2 separate regions of the Mus musculus genome follow, and region 1 is linked to region 2. The links are chromatin contacts, found by Hi-C or POLR2A ChIA-PET in ENCODE. All regions are on one chromosome and are shown on one strand. The core of a region is the stretch at or near the end of the contact, and the rest is flanking DNA. Distances in the headings are between cores, read along the strand shown.

Region 1 (3,697 bases), core at 446-2,945, 33 kb before region 2:
TATATATATGAGTCAGCCAGAGATTAGGGAGCCCATAAAATAAGAAGTGGGTGGAGCAAAAAAATCAATCTCACAATCCCTGGGAACCAAGCAGTAACTCCTTTGGCTGGGATTTGGTGACATCTAGCGGCAGATTCAAGAGGTTTACTGCTCAGCCAGTGAACTTTCTGGAAAATTGGCCGAATGTGTATTTGATCACTCCGCTTGGAGATTAGGAAAAAAGGTAGGTGAGGCTCACCACCCACAGGAAACTGGAGTTGTCTCTATCACTGGGGAATTTAGTTGCCTATGTTTTCATTAAAATTTTGTGTGCCAATTTAGCGATAAACCTGGTGAGGGGGCATAAGGGAGATTCGCAGTAAATTTGGTGAAGGGCAAAGGGGAGGCCTTGGGGACAGAGAGGAGGGGGTGTACAACTGGAAACTTGAAAGAAACGCCCTTTTACGTTACTAATATAGTTCTGAATCTTAACCATGGAAGAAGTTTATTTTGGTGGACTATAATGTGGGAATAATGATCATCTCTAGGGTCTAAAATTAAATCGGACTGGGTGGAGTGGCGCATGCTTTTAATCCCAGCGCTCGAAGGCCGTGAAGGGACAGGTGGATCTCCGAGTTCCAGGCCAGCCAGGGCTACCTAGTTACAACAGGCCTCAAAAACAAACAAAAAAACGAAAAAAGGCAAAGAAAAGAAAGGAATTTGATTAAATCGGCAGGCCTTTTCTTACAGAAGCCCTTTCCTTTAGATACTAGCACTGTCCTAGTTATTCTCAGTTTTATTAATGCAGTTTGCAAACATAAAAAAGGCAGAAAAATCCACCAAAATGAGGGACCTCGCCTACGCTCACGCGCGCGCGCGCACACACACACACACACACACACACACACACACTCACACACGGCCCCTCCCGTCCCCACCAGGGCAGCACGCCTGCGCACACCCATCATCGCCAGCGCCACGAGGGCGGCTGTGCGCCCACACCCACACTCCACAGCCACGCGAGCCTGCCTGCGCCCGCGTGCGCGCAGACACCCCGTTTCTCCAAAGCATCCAGGCATCCGCCCAGTGGCACTCACCACCCTCACACGCCTCACACCTCAAAACCTTCACCATTCCTTTGCCTTTGGTTTTTTTGGGGGGGCGTTGGTGTTTTTTTTTCCTCTCTCCCCAGGTCCGCGAGTTGCGCAACAGGCTCGGGGGCGTGGCCCCGGGTCTGCCCTCGCTCTTCCCACTCGCGGGAACCTTAGCTCATTTCCGCCTAGCCTGTTTCCGCCAGCCACGTCGGCACTTCCTTTCCCAGCGGGGCGGGGGCGGGGGAGGGGAGCGGACCCACAAACCCATAATGCCTCCCTGCAGGAGAGAAGGCGAGCGCGAGGGGGGGAAAAAAAAAACCCACGGTCAGGGGAACTCTGGGTCGTGAAGACGGGCCACGTGAACGCGCTGCCCTATAGACTTCTGACCCAACGGCTGGAGCGCACTTGGAGGGCGGGCTAAGATCCTAAAAGAACCATCGCCATTGGCGGGAGCCCTCACTGAAGAAGGATGCTAATTGGTTTGCAGTCGGCCCTAAGCATGAAGAAGCAGGTTGCTAGCACCCGCCTTTACTGCGGCTGAGTGTCACTGCTGACGTGGGGGCGGCTGTCCAATCATCTGGGTATGGAACATTCTAAAACTCAGACAAGACGGCTAGGATTGGCTGATGGGCTAAGCCCGCCTCCAGGGTGACGTGTCTGCCTATGGATATCAGTTGCCAGAGAAACCTGGCTTTACTATGGCGGTTGGAGGAGCAGCAGTGATCACACGTCGGCTGCTGGAGAGAGCTGGATTCTCGTTTCAGGTTTCGGGGTGGGGGTGGGGAGGAAGGGTAGATGATTTCCTCTTTTCTTCTTGACTTATGGATAGGATTAACTCGTGCCTTCTCATTCAGGAAAAGCGGAATTCGTATTCCTGCTCGCCAACGCCCAGCTTGGGCAAGGCTCTTTTCTGTGTCTCGGTTTCCATGTTTGTAAAATGGTAATAGTAGCTATCTCAGACGCGGATTCAGATGTGCCTAGTAAAATAGTGCGTGTGAGGCATTCGGTGTGAAGCCTGTCCCCGAAAGGTAGTAGCAATTGTTACTAAAGATATTTCTAGAGGCGATGAAAAATTTTAAATTACGCAAATTTGCTCGATATCGTATCTTTTTCTGTACATCATCCTCTTTCTTAGAAGAAATTATGACGACAGGCATTTATTAAGCCTTCCTGATAAAAATAATTGCTAGCTCATAATTGCTAATAGAATGTGGGGGTCGGAATTTTCCCACATTAAGTCAAAAAGAAAAAGGATGTAGGGGGGGAAAGCGATTGAGAACGACCTCCTGAAGCACATGCGAGGAGTAGGCCTTGTTTGAATCCTGATTCGAGCACACCAATTGTAAAATTTTCTTGAAGACGTATCGGGGATTTTTAAATGCAGGATTAATATTCTTCAATGAAATCGGTGTCAAATTATTAATTTTTTTAATGCTTATGGTGGCGATGTGGTTCTGTTTTCAGAATGCTTTATTTTGTGGAAAGAAATAGAAATGCTTAGGGATTAAATGATGTCAGAAAATGGCTTCAAAATCCATGGATGACTAGGGTCTGCTTCAGGATAATTTCAGCGATAGACAGCGAGGGGAGGGGTATCATCAGGACCCTAGATTAATCATTTAAAGTGAGGGGTGGGCAGATGGGGTTTCCTGGATTTGTCTTTTTTTCCCATGGTATATATTTGAAATATTCTGGAATTCTGAAGTCATTTTTTTCCCGATAGCTTAAAAAACCGTGGGGGGGGGAGCAGTGGGTGGGGTTACAGATGAAACAAGATGGCCTTCAGTTGGTAATTGTTGGAGCTGGATGAAGGATTCGCAGCCGTTTGTACTGCTGTTCTTTTACAATTTTATTTATTTCACATTATCCTTAATAGAAATTAATTAATTTTTTTCCAAAATTGATAAACATACAAGAAAGTACATTTATCTGAAAATAAAACTACAAGAAAAATAGAATTTCTACATTATCAGCTTTGATGTCCTTTGTGTGAGATAAAATTTTATTTACTGATGGAAAGGAAAGTCACCATCTCATATCTTTTTATGTCCTTTTCCATCTCTTTGTTTGACCTTCTAGGTCATCATCAGAAAAGCTAAGTTTGCTATACAGTAAGGATCAGGAGATCTGACCCTGGTTGCAGAACCATTCCTGGTTGCAGAATACAGGGTAAGTGCCTTCCTTCTGGCCTCAGTTTACAGACCAGCTATATCACAACCTTCTTAGATGTGTAGCAGTATTTTGAAGATTAATAAGCTGCCATCTGAGAAAGTGCTTTAAATTCTGAAAAGGGAAGGATAAACAATATAGTCATGCGTAATCTTATTCTCTTAATTAAAAATTAGTGCTCTATGAAGGCTTCACACTTCCAAATATTACATTATTTTTCTCTACAGCAAATACAGATTTGATGGATTTGATTGCTGGCTCTTCGACTTTCTGTGTAATTCTGAGCAAGAAACTTCCTTTGTTCCAAGATGTCTTCATAAAAGTATTTCCTGTAATAATACTTATATGGCTTTAATAGTCATGAAACATTTTATGTATATATAAAAGCACATTTTTGTAGAGAAATAAATAATATTTTCTTGGAATTATTTTTTTAATTAATATTGTTGGTTTCT
Region 2 (3,546 bases), core at 463-2,962:
AAAAATCACTTATTATCTTTACCACACAGATAACCAATGTTAGTCTTTAAGTATATAGTTTTTAGCTTTTCTTTGCATATTAATATATAAATGTGTTTTCCTTTTACAAAAATGGGATGCTATGCATATACCTTTTGCTTTTATCACCTCACATATATAATGTATATCTTTCCATGCAAATGGATCACACTCAGATTTTAGAAGGTCTGAAAACAAAAACAAAAACAAAGACCCGTGCCAGTTACATGTCAAACACTTGAAATAAAACTGCACAACCTGAATAAAACTGTTACAACTAAGATGGGAAAGGGCATATAAGAAGATGCAAACACAAGGGCCAGGTAGCAAATGCTATTAACAAGCAAAACAATGAAAAGTGGAGCATATTAAATAGGGTAAGGGCGGCTCCGTTTTGCCTTCCAATGCATTATCATCAGTTTGTTTCGTACTCTCTTCATCTCTTCCAACTCATCCGCTGCCTGTATCATTTCTTCATTACTTAAATTTCTGCCATGAATGTCTCCTATGAATTGAGGGCGGATACGGGCCAGTCTTTCTTTGAAGCTTCCCTCCTCTAGCTTGTGTTTGCCCACCCCGCAGGGAGGTTGCTCCATGGGAATACGGTCTTCGAACTGGTTCTTCTGTGAGAGGCACTCCTGCGGAGGACGATCTTCAGACAGCAGCATCTCTGGGAGCAGCTCGGGCAGGAGCTCTTCAGGAAAGAACTCCTCCTCGGAGGACTGCTCCTCGGAGGACAGATCCTCCGAGGATTGATCCTCCTCAGAGCACTGATTTTCAGGAGACTGCTCCACTGCAGGCTGCTCTTCATCGATCTTCAGAGTGCTCTCTGGTTGCTCTTCATTTTCACTGCGCGTGTTTTCCATGTTGAGAAGTTTCTTCAAGCAATTATTCTTGAGACAAGAAAAAACAGAATGGAGTCACAATACTTGGCGGGCTGGATCAACACCCCAGCTACACTTTTCAATCCCGGCCTTTCCCTGATTGGGACGGGTGTCTTTAAATCTTAGCTCACTCAGTAGCTCTTGGGCTCTCCCGCTGGCTGCTGCGCAGTAAGCCCCCCTCCTTCCCGAAAGACCACCATTTTTCCCAGCAGGCCTTGCCACAGGCCTCTCCTGCAGTGACAGGGGCGGAGCGGTGAAGTCCGCAGACTGTTACCTTCGGTGTTCATTCTCAGACCCTGATCCTGTCCCACTGATCATCCTGTCCCACCCTCTGGACCTTGTGGTCCCTTTTGAGGCTCCTAGGTGAGACCTGCAAATCTACAGTTAGACGCCAAACAGGGTAGGGGGGCGGGGATGGGGAAGAGAAACAGAAGCAATGACGCACACCCCCTTTATGTGGGCACCAGCTAACCGCCCCAAAGACAGCTCCCTTGTGGTTCACCTTCCTCAGACCTCACGTCTCCACGTCCTTTGTACCCCACCCCACTCCCAAGACCACCATTTTCTCTACCAAAACCGTGGGCGGGGGGGCGGGGCTCAAGCGTAGTGGAAGATCGGGATTCTGCCTCGCAGGTCCGATCCCACTGGTTAAAAGGCACCTCGGACAATCACCAAATCTAGAGGATCCAGGGAACTTACTTACTTCTGCTTTCCTTCTCGATCAAGGGGTAATAGAAAGACGGGGTCTGGACAGGCAAAAAGGACCGGGATGAGAGAGGGACTTGGGCAGACATAGGCTCCTGGTCACGTGAGGGGAGCGCGTCACAGCTGGGCTCAGATCCCTAGTAACCACTTTGGCGTCCATTTGCCAGCACTTGCCAGAATCGCCTTACCTCAGACACAACAGGAATTTTCACTCACCTCTCTTTGTTTCTATTTGCCTTTTTGTTGTTGTTGTTGTTGGTTACTAGAGGCGAGCATCTAGTTCCCCGGGATTCTTACCTTTTCCCTGCTCCCTTGTTCCCCAGGATTATTCCCTCTTCCCTCCTACTCCCTTTCCACTCTCCCTTCCAGGGTAAAACTCTCTCCCTCGCTACTGAGGCTACAAGCCCCCCACCCCCAACCCCCACTCCCCTGTTTGAGACTCTGCCCTGAAACTTCACTGTTTCACCTCCGTTTCACAAGGCAACATGGTGAGGCCAGATGTGACAGATGCATGTAATCCCAGCACTGGGAGTGGGGGGAGTAGGAGGGGGTGTGTGAGGAGGTGGGGGTGTATAGAGAAGATAGTCTCAAGTTGGAAAGCAGCCTGTTCTCCATAGCTAGTTCCAGGCCAGTCAGAACTACATAGCAATATTCCATCAATAAAATCAACTTTTTCAAGGACAATGGAGAGATGGCTAAGCAGTTAGGTGCACTTGCTTTCAGCAGGATGTCAGTGAGGTTCCCAGCACTCACATGGTAGCTCACGGATCATCTATAGGTCGGTTTGGGGGGGATTCCACCTTCACAGGGAGCACATGACACACAGACAAGCATACAGTAAAACACATAAGATACAATAAATAAATCTTAACAAGGAAACCTCAAGTACTAACATTTGTGCTTAATCCATGTCCCCATCACATCACATTTTAATCTCCTGTCATTTTCTTGGTAGTTACTTTCAGTCTTGTCAATCCATTTTTTGTATTTATTTTTAAGCCCCTCTACTATATCATAAATAGAAACTCTGCGATAAATGAGTGCTCATCCAGTCTGTAAAGTATGTAAATATGATGATTCAGTACTTTGTCCTAAACTAAAATACTCGTGTCCATCTACAAACAAAATAGTCAAGAGAACTCTTGTATTGGTACAGTAGGTCACTTGCTGTGCAATGTGGTATTATTTTCTTCTCTATATCATTATCACTCAATAGTTTCTATTCGTAGGGAAAGAAATAGATTTCATAGAAACCCCAAATTCTTAGTAGCCAGCTCTTGGTTTTGTGGTTGAAAAAGCCTAAATTAATTTGTTAAATCAACAAATAGTTGATTCTTGAGAGATCTGAACCTCAAAAGATAGATGCAGCAGACAGGACATTGCATACTAAACTATGTAATAATTCTGCTGACTACATACTTAGTAGCAGGATTCAAATCATGTACACATCATTTATTGTCATTATAAATGCTACCTGTTTGGGGATGTACCTTTTTTTATTAGCTTTAACCTTTAGCCTACTTATCATTTATCTAGAAAACATGAATGCTACTTTCTCATACAGATTTGTCTTCCAGAGAGGGAATGCTTTTTTCAGTTTTATCCTTCCAGGGTAAGTGGCCATCAGATTTGTGAGGGCTCTGAGACCTACTTTTGCTCTAAACCTAAGTCATTTTGTGATGTTTCTGAACACATTTATTTATATTTGAGATATAAGATCTGCACGGATTTTGAAAGTTTCTGAACAGAAATCCACATGTGAAATATCCACTTTTATGAGATTTTTTTTTGTCGCTTTCCTCAGCATCTGATTTAGTTTGTACCAAAGTAGAAGTTAGTTTGCATGTCTTTAAAACCAAGTTTACCTGTGCTTTCTTTTATCTATCATGAAAGGTTTGTTTTTCATTTGTGTGATTTCTTATTTTTTTAAGAGAAGTTT

What was found. Hi-C counts contacts between places; a loop is a spot of excess contacts on that map. ChIA-PET counts read pairs that join two places held with the same protein, here RNA polymerase II (POLR2A).
Region 1: a loop to region 2 is called in a map of left cerebral cortex, with 8 times the contacts of the local background. The contact joins the promoter of Morf4l2 here to the promoter of Tceal1 in region 2. A Hi-C loop is called at or near these places in 1 of 37 maps with a recorded cell type or tissue (left cerebral cortex). POLR2A ChIA-PET finds 5 or more read pairs at or near these places in 3 of 5 experiments (Patski and embryonic stem cell).

The regions. Positions count from the first base shown.
Region 1 is chrX:136,739,350-136,743,046 of GRCm38, reverse strand. It overlaps Morf4l2 (mortality factor 4 like 2), which reads left to right and starts at 1,695. Exons shown (of 4, transcript NM_001168226.1): 1 at 1,695-1,837; 2 at 3,153-3,242. It overlaps BC065397 (cDNA sequence BC065397), which reads right to left and starts at 90. Exons shown (of 10, transcript NR_033324.1): 1 at 1-90.
Region 2 is chrX:136,706,148-136,709,693 of GRCm38, reverse strand. It overlaps Tceal1 (transcription elongation factor A (SII)-like 1), which reads right to left and starts at 1,712. Exons shown (of 2, transcript NM_146236.2): 1 at 1,606-1,712; 2 at 1-911. The coding sequence starts at 884. The coding sequence ends at 387. Gm39536 (a long non-coding RNA gene) reads left to right here and starts at 908. Exons shown (of 3, transcript XR_878248.2): 1 at 908-1,265.